Linked DNA regions of Homo sapiens: region 2 is linked to region 1. A link is a loop called in an ENCODE intact Hi-C map of the cell type or tissue named here. Cell type or tissue: psoas muscle. All regions are shown on one strand. Links, peaks and the distances in the headings refer to the core of each region. The heading gives the core; the rest is flanking DNA.

The links. Hi-C counts contacts between places; a loop is a spot of excess contacts. Peaks named below come from ENCODE experiments on the same cell type or tissue, not always from the same donor. Only the 100,000 strongest peaks of a DNase experiment are listed, where the experiment ranks them.
Region 2: it touches region 1 in a loop (2.1-fold over the local background); 1 of 110 quality-filtered maps calls a loop at or near these places.

What each region holds. Positions count from the first base shown.
Region 1 is chr16:79,316,188-79,321,567 of GRCh38, reverse strand. It overlaps a transcript of MAF not described here. Among named protein-coding and RNA genes, the nearest start is that of MAF, 280 kb to the left of the region's middle. In psoas muscle, for the core only: a CTCF peak has its summit at 363; DNase peaks (open chromatin) are centred at 427 and 2,997; H3K27ac peaks cover 1,389 bases.
Region 2 is chr16:79,443,043-79,448,422 of GRCh38, reverse strand. It overlaps a transcript of MAF not described here. Among named protein-coding and RNA genes, the nearest start is that of MAF, 160 kb to the left of the region's middle. In psoas muscle, for the core only: no CTCF peak of the experiment used is centred there; no DNase peak of the experiment used is centred there.

The DNA.
Region 1 (5,380 bases), core at 118-5,117:
CTCTGCTGAAATGCCCTTCCTTCCTGGCCTCAGCTAAGCCGTCTCCTTCTCATTCTTAGCACATTGCTTGCTTTCTGTGAAGCTGTCACTGACTGGGCCTCTCCTCTCTAGCCTCCATGTTCTTGTAGCCCTTTCCCTCTCTTCCTCTGGATAAAATGCAGGATGTGATATTTGGGACATACTAGACATTACTTGCTGTTTATCTGAAATTCAAATTTAACTGGGCATCTTGTATTTGCGGTTCCCCTACCTTGAGGTGTGATGGATTCCATTCCCCTACCTTGTGGTGTGATGGATTCCATTCCCCTACCTTGAGGTGTGATGGATTCCATCCACTCCGACACCTCCCAAGACTGCGCTGTGGAATTTCCCTGGTGGAGAATTCTGGTAGGGCAGGCATCGAGGAGAATCACTGTATGTAGATGCTGCCAACACAGTGATTGGCACAGAACAGCTGTGCCTTGCATCACTGAGTAAACAAACGGACAGTAATGACCCTAATAAGGGCTACCAAGTGTGTGAGTGAGCAAAAGAGATCGAGATCAGACTCCTCAGTTAGTCACCTGGGTCTAACCCCACCTCTTGGAACTGGACTGGGTTCAAATCCCATCTTCTTCATTTACTGGACTGTGATCTCAGACTGTTTCTTAACGTCACTCTGCTCATCTTTAAAAGGAAAATAAAAACAGTACCTCCTGCATGGGGTTCTCGTGAGGATTCAATGAGATAATCAATATATAAAACACTTAACACAGGGCTATAGCAAATACTCTATAAACGTCACCCATTATTTATTAAGTGCCAAGCCCTGCCAAACACTACTATAGTTTTATATCATTTAATGTTCACAACAGCTCTATGGGATAAGTGTTAAAAGTCCCATTTTTCCCATGCAACCCTAGAAGCTGGAGGCACATTCATTCATTTGCCCAAAGCCACACCATTAGTGAAGGAGCTGGGATTAGAGTCCAGGGTGACTGGCTCCTTCTCGAGAGACAACGTTGCATAAGAAGCGAATTCTAGGTAGATTGGGGGAGTACCAGGAGCCTCCTTCGGAGATCTGCAGGTGCTGCTGCCCTCAGAGCCCACAGATGGGCCTACATTTCCACTGAACTCATGGGCTGACCAACGGCATCCCCACTCTGCCTCATGAAGCAGCAGCGTGTCCTGCAGCCAAATTCACAGCCCTCAGAAAATTGAGAAATTTCTTTCTTCCATTTCAGGAAGCCCCGTATCTTCTCTGGTGGATGTTTTAGCAGAATGGGAGCAGCTTTCTCCTTTATTCTTATTCCCCTATAATCTATTCTTTGGTGACCTTTAAGTATATATATAGAGAGAGACATCAGACAAAGATCACTCTGTCACAAAACCTTTTCAGTGGTTTCCATTGTACCCAAAGAAAATCCACATATGCACCAAACTCTCCTGGACATGGGTTCTGCCTTCCCTGATACTCCACTTTGTACCACCCTTCCTGTAAGCCTCAACACTGGCCTTCCTTCTGTCTGCCATGCAACCCAAGGTTGGTTGGACTCATACTCCTGGGCTAACCCATGGATATCACCTGGGCTGGATCTTAGAATCTCCTAAGAGCTGCATATTTTAAATATCTTCTCAAAGTTCAAGATTGACCTTAACTTTCACCTCTGCAGAAAGCCCATCTCCAACCATCCTGATCAAACAGTCGCCTAACCTCAGCCACTGCATCCCATCCTCCAGCCAAAATGATGTATTTCCGTATTTCTCTATGTGGTCATTGTTTCTCTCCCTCAACTGGAATATAAACTCCAGGAAAGCAGAGAATCACCCTGCCACTTTTCACTCTATGCCCACAAATGGTCCTTAGCACATCATAGTTGCTCAATAAATGTTTATAGGAGAAATGAATATGCAAATACATAAATCAATGGAGAAATAAGTAGAATAGTTTAAGAATAATCAGAGAAATGCCAAGAATCCCACCTGTCTGTTTTAAAGTGCATTATTGTCCCCCCAGCCCCTTTCCACCTACGTCAGATCTGTTACAGCCCAAATTTTCTATTTCTGTGAGTAAATGAGCACTTTCACAAACAGTTGTGCTTGGGGAAGGGGACTGAAGGTCAGTGTTAATTTAATCCACTAGCTAATATCCGGTTTATCAACCTTCTGCTTTATAAAGAAGCACTATATGTACATTTTTTACAAATAGTCTGAGCGCATTGATCCATAGAACTTCTAAAGTTTACTTCAATTAGAAAGAGTTTCAGATAAAGATCAAATTAATTAAGTCCTCTCCCCCGCTTAAAGTTCATCTTAATTAGCCATTGTTTCTTTCTCGAGGGCTTAGTAATTGGCTGGGCTTCAACCTGGACATAGAAGAATTAGAAGGGGACCTCCCCCCACCTCCCCAAAGTAGGCATTGACACCTGGCACAGCCCAGAGTTCTCTGCCTGGATATTTGGAGTGTGCCAGGGATTTAGGGAAAGTGTGCCTGCTTAAATGAAGGGAAATCTGCTGGAGAAAAAAAAATCTGTGATTCATCACAGAAGTGAATTTTCCGGTTTTCCTTGCTGAAATAAATAGTTGCAAAGGAAATGCTATTTTATTTTTGCCTCTCAATTTGTGTGTGTGTGTGAGTTTCATGGAGGTTTGAGGGTTCTGATGGCTGTTGAGGCTCAGGTGAGCAGATATGCTGTAAGGAGGAATCCACAGCTTTTGTCTTACCCATTGCAAACTTGGAGTCAATAAAAGAGAGGAGTCTTCCAGCAGAGGCTGTGTTTTCTGGTGTCCTGAGATGCTCTTTTCCCTGTGTCTCTTGTAGCCTTAAGAGTGTTTTATGGCACAATCTTTGATATTCAGGGAACAGGTGCAAATACTGTTAAGTGACAGGATGTGTCATGCAGATGATTTTAAAAGGAGCCATGAAATGGATGTATCCAATGAAAATATAATGTTTAATTTACTCCTTCCCAGAACTAGTGATGTTGCGCCAAGGGCTGTCAGCAGTAAATCATCTGCCGACTTAGATGACACCCAGCAATGTAGTTTCGGGAACGCTTTTTCTGGCTAGTGCAGGTTCAGGCTGATGAATCTATTCTGTCTGGCTCTGGGGCAGGTTTGTGGCTGTCACATGTTTGCATTTTCCCATGGATGGAGAATCAGAAGGGTGGGGACAGTGGACACCAGAAATTGCTCATGTACCCTGCAGAAGTGATGTATCTCCTCCTCCAGGAAGCCTTTCCTGATTAGCATGACTATGACTGGGCAATCCAAGTTGCTCCTTACCATTTAGCATCCCAAAGGACAATGCTCTCAAGCAGAGCCCTGCAGTGCTGTGTAGTGGATGCAACCTGGGAACAGGTGGATCATCTTGAATTAAGATCATCTTAATTCTTCTGGCCTAAGAGTCTCATAAGGCAAGGACCAATCTGTCCTGCTCTTCCCTGTAGCCCCACAGCCTACAAAAGAGAGATTTCTCACATATTATAAGTGCTCAAGACATATTTGGAGAATGAATGAATGAACGACAGAGCATATTCTCCTTACTCCTCAGCTAGGCCATAAAAGAACCAAACAAAGGCATGACACTGTTATGTTCCAGGATGTGGCTCTTTGCTCAGGGAAAATAAGAGTGAGTGAGTGAGTGAGTGAGTGAGTGAGTGAGTGAGTGAGTGAATGAATGAATGAATACAAGCTACCCCACAGATAGTAAATACTCTCCAAATGGAGCAGGGGCTGGGGGCTAGAAAACACAGTCAGCTTTGAACTCTCATGCAAAGAGAAGTGCAGATGATGTCATGTGTCCAGTGGGCTAGCATCAGGTGGAGCCCAGAGCAAATCGGCAGCCAGGCATGAGGAATGTGGGGCAAGGACAGCTGAGAAAAGTGGAAAACAAAGCATCTGCCTCCACCCTAGGCTGTTCCCTCTGGGAGGTCAAGGATAGTGTTGGCTTAGTTCACTGTTACAGTCCTGGTGCCTGGAATAAGTAAGAATTTGTGGTAGAAAGGAAGGGCGGAAGTAAAGATGGAAAGAAGGAAGGAAGAAAGCAAGGAAGGAAGGAAGAGAGGGAGGGAGGGAGGCAGAAAAGAAAGGGAGAACGGAGGGAGGGAGAGATGGAAGAAAAGAGGGAGAGAGGAAGTAGGGAGGGAGGGAGGGAAGAAAGGGAGAAAGGAGGGAGGGAGAGATGGAAGGAAAGAGGGAGAGAGGAAGGAAGAAGGGAGAAAAGGAGGGAAGAAGGAAGGAGAAGAAAGGAAAGAAAATAAAACAAAAGAATGAGAGATGAAGGAAGGAGGGAGAAAAGGAAGGAAGGAAGGAGGGAGGGAAGGAAGGAAAGAAGGAAGGAAGGAGAGAAAGGAGGGAGGGAGAGATGGAAGAAAAGAGGGACAGATGAAGGAAGGAGGGAGAAAAGCAAGGAAGGAAGGAAAGAAGGGAGGAAGGGAGGGAGGGAAGGAGGGAGGGAGAGAGACAGAGAGGGAAGGAAAATGGAGTGAGGGAGGAAGGAGGGAGAGAAACAAAAAATCCAGGGCTGAAGTGAAGGACTAGGTAACTCTTGGCTCCATCTCTTACTTGTGTGATGTAATGCATTTTCATTTCTCTAAGCCTGTTTTCTTCTTTTGCTAAATAAGAGTAATGAACCTTCGCTAGGTGAATTCACGAGGTGCTTTACTTCAAGTGACTCCTACTTTGTTGGTGTCCAATGAACATTGCTTTCTCCAACCTCACCCTCTTTCTTTCAGTCCAGCATCTGAGTGTTGGCAACCAGCCCAGAGAGGAAGAAGGGAGCGAGTAACACCTATTAGTTTGGGTCCTTCCATGGGTGTCCTTCCTCTGTCCCTATCTCCAGGGGAACTCTGTAAGGCCAACTGAATATTCTATAAGACCCCTGACCCCTCATGTTTCATCCTTCCCCCAGTAACATTTCTGTTTCCTCTGAAGGCATATCTTGGCATGCTGGAAGAGATGGAAAGCTGTCTGACACTCAAGGGGAGTGACTGGTGGCACCTTCCAGTGATCTTTGGGTTAATTGCATGCTGAAAAAAAAGATGCTTTAGCAATTCAAAGAAGGTAACATTTATCCCATTTAGCAGAAGAGAAAACCGAGGCTCAGAGACATGGAAACCGAGAAACACATGATGCAAATGTTGGCGCTAGAGCAGGTGTATGTCAGGGAGGAGGCAGAAAGGTTTTACCAGTGTCCTGCAGACCACAGTGTGTGGGCAGCTGCCTTCTCCATTTATGGGTGAATAGAGCTCTGCGGAGAGATGCATCTAGAACATTGCACAAGCTGAAAGTTCTCTGGAAACGGAGTGTGGTGAGCTTGTCAGTACAATCTTCCCTGTTTTGGTCATTTGCTAAGTAAGGTTACCAGCAACTTCAAAGTAGTCTCCACCATCAAATTGGA
Region 2 (5,380 bases), core at 322-5,321, 130 kb before region 1:
TAAAACAAAACAAAAATGCTTCATTGCTAAAAAAAAAAAAAAAAATGCTAGCATTCATCTGAGCCTTCAGAAAGTCACAATCTTTTTTGGGATGGAGGGTCTTGCCTCTATTCCGATGGCTGCTGACTTATCATAGTGGTGGTTGCTGTAGGATGGAATGGCTGCAGCAATTTCTTACAATAGGACGACAATGAAGTTTGCTGCATTCATTGGCTTGCTCTTTCACTAACAATTTCTCTGTGGCATGTGGCACTATTTGATAGCATTTTACCCACAGCAGAATTCCTTTCAAAACTGGAATCAAACCTCTCAAACGCTGCTGCTGCTTTATCAACTAAGTGTATGGAATATTCTAATTTTTTTGTTATCATAGCATCAGGAGTTGATTCCATCTCAGGAAGACACTTTCTTTTTTCTTCCATAAGCAGCAACATCTCATTCATTCAAGTTTTATTATGAGACTGCAGCAATTCAGTCATATCTTCAGGCTCCATTTCTTTTCTTTTTCTTTTCTTTTTTTTTTTTTTTTTTGAGATGGAATCTCGCTCTGTCTCGTAGAGTACAGTGACGTGATCTCAGCTAACAACAACGTCCTCCACCTCCTGGGCTCAAGCGATTCTCCTGCCTCAGCCTCCCACAGGCTCCATTTGTAATTCAAGTTCTCTTGCTAATTCCATCACATCTGCAGTTAAAGTCTGGAACCCTTTAGTCGTTCATGAGAATTAGAATCAACTTCTTACAAACTCCTATTAATGTTTATATTTTGATCTCCCTCCATGAATCACAAACGTTTCTAATGGCATCTAGAACGGTGAATACTTTCCAGAAGGTTTTCAATTTACTTTGCCCAGATCCACCAGAGGGGTCACTACTTATAGCAGCTATTGCCTTATGAAATGTATTTCTTAAACAAAAAGACTTAAAATTCAAAATTATTCCTTGGTCCATGGGCTGCAGGTTGAATATTCTGTTAGCAGGCATGAAAACAACATCCATCACCTTGTACATCTCCATCAGAGCTCTTGAATGACCAGGTGCATTGCTTTAATGAGCAGTAATATTTTGAAAGGAATCTTTTTTTTTTTTTTTTTGAGCAGTAGGTCTTAACAGTGGGATTAAAATATCCAGCGAACCATGTTGTAATCAGATGTGCTGTCATCCAGACATTGTTTCTCCACTTACAGCACCTAGGCAAAATAGATTTAGCATCATTCTTAAGGAACCTAGCTTTTTCACAATAGTAAGTAAGCTTTGGCTTCAACTTAAAGTCATCAGCTGTATTAACCCCTAACAGTCTCCCCAAAGACACCCATGTTGTCACTTTGTATGTCTCCATGAAATAATTTTGCTCATGTATGTAGTGATAACACTGCATACATCATTTTGAATACACCCAATTTATAATATTGAACATTTATCTATATTACCAAAAACTCTTGTGAAACCAATGTTGATTTCTTTTACTTTTTCTTCTGTTTTTTTCTCTCTCTTTTTTTTAATTTTTCTTGAGACAGTGTCTCACTCTGTCACCCAGGCTGGAGTGCAGTGGCACGATCATAGCTCACTGCAACCTTTCAACCTCAAACTCCTTGGCTCAAGTGATCCTCCTGACTCGCAACCTGTGTAGCTGGGACTAGAGGTGCTTACCACTGTGCTCGGCTAATTTTTTTTTTTTAGAGATGGGTGTCTCACTGTGCTGCCCAGGCTGGTCTTGAACTTCTGGGTTCAAGTGATCCTCCCACCTTGCCTCCCAAAGCACTGAGAGTGCAGACATGAGCCACTGCGCCCGGCCTGATTTCTTAAATGTAGCATTCAGAGGAAGTGAGACGTGCCTTCAATCCCTTTAGCCCATAATGGGGCTTTAGCTTTTGTAAAGCATTTTCAAACCTTTATCTTTTTAGTGATCATAACACTATAAGTTAGATGGGTGATTATGTAATTTATCACCCAAACAGGGTCACTTCTAGAGGTGAAAGGGTGCTATTAATACTCACACTAGGACAACAGGTGTAACCTGGGGCTGTCCTAGGCAAACAGAGACGCAGACACTCCAGCTAGGCAAGGCAGGGGCAATCTCAGGTTACTATAGAAGAAGCACAGAGGACAAGCGACTGTTCAAAAACACATATTGGTAACTGGTGGTACTGATCTTAGAACCCAAGATTTCAGGTTCCTAATCTAGTGCTCTATGAACCATACCCAGTGCCTCTCCCAGAGGATCTGCATAGCTTAGCAAATATCCTAGAGAGACATATCCCCTTCCATTGATGAAAATGAGATAAAATAACAGCTCCTTTCCTTCCTCCTTTCCCCTCTGCCCGTCCCTGCTTTCCTTTTCTCTCTTTTTTTTCTCTCTGTCTCTGTCTCTCTTTTCTTTCTTTCAATTTCTCATTGACCCCTAAGCCAGGTTACTGACACTTCATGAGAGGTCATTGTCCGAAGAAAGGCTTGCTATGAGAGATTAAGTCCCCTTTAATAAGAGTCAGTGTCTGATGTATTGTTTTTATTAAGGATGGTCTGCTCAAAAGAATGGTCATGTATGCATGCATTAGTGTCTTATCAGGCTAAAAGCTGGTTTGAAATAACATCTATAATACACCACAATCAAAACATTTAGGAGCAATTGTAATAATAAAAGGGCCTCCGGGAATTGGAATATTTCAGAACTACCTCCTGGATGAGACAGGGATGAGGGAGCGTCTGATGCAAACTGGTCCTTTGCTGTCAATCAGTCGACAAAGCGTATTCTGTACTCTTTCCCTTCATCCTTCCCTGACTCCATGGAAGATATTCAGCTTTGAAATCCAGCAAGGGTCTGTGAGTGGCCCTGGCCAGTGGAGTGCAGTGGACAAGGGGCACCTGAGCTTGGGGGGTTAGCACCTGAACTCTGGACTTACAGCCTTCTAAGGGTTTTGAATCCCAGCTGAGCCATCTATTTGCTCTGTGTCTTCCATATGTTACATCTCTGAAGACTTGGTCTCCTCATTTGTAAAAAGGGTTCTTGTAAAGAGTAAATGGATTAAACAAACAAACAACCTGTGCTTCTCCCGGGAACTGATACATAAAAACATCTGTATGTTGGCCGGGCGCAGTGGCTCACGCCTGTAATCCCAGCACTTTGGGAGGCCAAGGCGGGCAGATCACGAGGTCAGGAGATCCAGACCATCCTGGCTAACATGGTGAAACCCCATCTCTACTAAAAAAAAAAAAAAATACAAAAAATTAGACGGGTATGGTGGCAGGTGCCTGTAGTTCCAGCTGCTCAGGGGGCTGAGGCAGGAGAATGGCGTGAACCCAGGAGGAGGAGCTTGCAGTGAGCCGAGATTGTGCCGCTGCACTCCAGTCTGGGCGACAGAGTGAGACTCCGTCTCAAAAAAAATAAATAAATAAATAAATAAATCTTTATGTGTTTCAATGTATTTTTTAATCATCATTATTAATTTTTGCCAGAAACTGAACTCCACTCTCACATACACGTAGCAGGCTTTCTGTTCCTATCTGTTGGGTGTCCTTTTAAAGATTTCCTCATATGTTGATCCTCTTGGCCCATGCAATGCAATTAATAGATGTGATTCATCATTGAAATCAATCTGGGATTTCCAATGGACTCTGAAACTAGTTGCTATGATAAGGGGAGATTACGTGGGCCGGGCAATAATCTTCCAAAGTCCTTCAAAGCAGCATTCTGTGGCTTCTCCATGGAGCCCTGCACCCAGAAACAGTGTTGTAGCTTCGGTGTCCAAGGGACGAGGCCTCTGTCTCAGCATTTCTCGTGGTGCACTAAACATGCTGATGCTAAAACTGGCCCGAATCTTCTCACAATGATCCTCTGACCTTGAGTAAATACACTTTGCCCATCCTGTCTTATTTCATTCTCAGTATGGCCCTTTAAGATGCATTCAATTATTCCTCCCACATGCCCTTTTTTAAATATAAGGAAACTGAGACTCAGTAAAAGAACTTGCCCAAGGCTATATAATTCATAAGCAGAAAGCCATGCTTTGGAATGTACCTGTCCGACTATAAAATCCACGCTAATTTTTCTTAATATTTTAATTTTCATTATTAAAATAATACGTATGCATTGTATGAGATTTCTGAAAGTAGACTGAAAGCATAAAGAAGAAACTTAGCATTGTCCATACTCCTAGGCAAAATCAATATTTTTATTTTGCTATAAATCCTGTTGTTTTTCCTATAGGGCTGTATTTGTATTTGTGTGTGTGTGTATGTGTGTGTAAATGATAATAATAGAGGAATGTTACTATAATACATATTTTCATTTTGCTTTACCCATTTAATATTCTATCATGATTTTTCCCTACATAATTACCTATTAACTATCTTTCAAAAATGATGGTTTACAGACTAACACTTCTTCACACACACATATATTTGTGTGTGTACGTATATAAATGTTTAATTAATTCTCTACCTCTTTAGACATTTTAGTTGTTTGGTTTTTCTCAGTCAAAACTATGACATAGATAGAAATCTTCATTTAAAAAAAAAACAACCACAAGTGGCTTTACCATTTGCGGGACATATTCCGTGTGTTTTTACCATGTTACCTACCTCATTTAAATTAATCCTCCAAGCAACCCTGTGAGGTAGGTGTGACTATTATTGTCATTTTACTGATGAGAAGCTGATGCTTAAAGAAGTGAAATACATCATCCAGGCAGACATAAGTCACTTGTGACCAAGAACAAGTCGGATGCCTGTCTTGCAGGAGGTAAAAGCTGGTTCCCCCTCCACGGGGCCCACACCAATCTCTGCATTTGCTCCTGATATTATTTTGTTAGGATTTGTTCCTAGATGGAGAATGGCTGGGTATAAGAAAAGAGGTCCCTCTTTAGTTTTTGAAATTAATTACTAAATCAACCCTCATAAGGCATATTCTCCCTCCAGCAATGTAAGAAGTTCCTTATCCCTCAGCACAGACCACTGCCCCCAGGAAGCCCAGGCTTGGGCCATCCAACCAGACTGTCCCCAGAACCAGAAAGTCCCCCAGTTAGTGGGGCTGCCAGATATGGCCTGGAGGTGATGGAGAGGATGACCATCTTCTGATTGGTCAACATGAAATACTTGTATTAGGCAGGGGTTGGGGTGCCATGGGGGTTGACACTTTGAAGTCTCTTCCCAAAAGAAGTCCACCATCACTGAAGTTGAACCAAATGTCCCAGTTTAACAGTTTGCCCAGGAGGAAGCAAAGTGACAGCTTCAGGGTCATCTTGGACACCAAGGAGAGAGGCAGGAGACCAAGCATCAGTTTTGCTTCTTAGCCCTGACTGCCTGGCATTAGAATTATCTTTATTTGAAAAGTCCCTCCAGCAGAATGATCTTACACTTGTTACCTCCTTCTTGTGTGACCCCAATC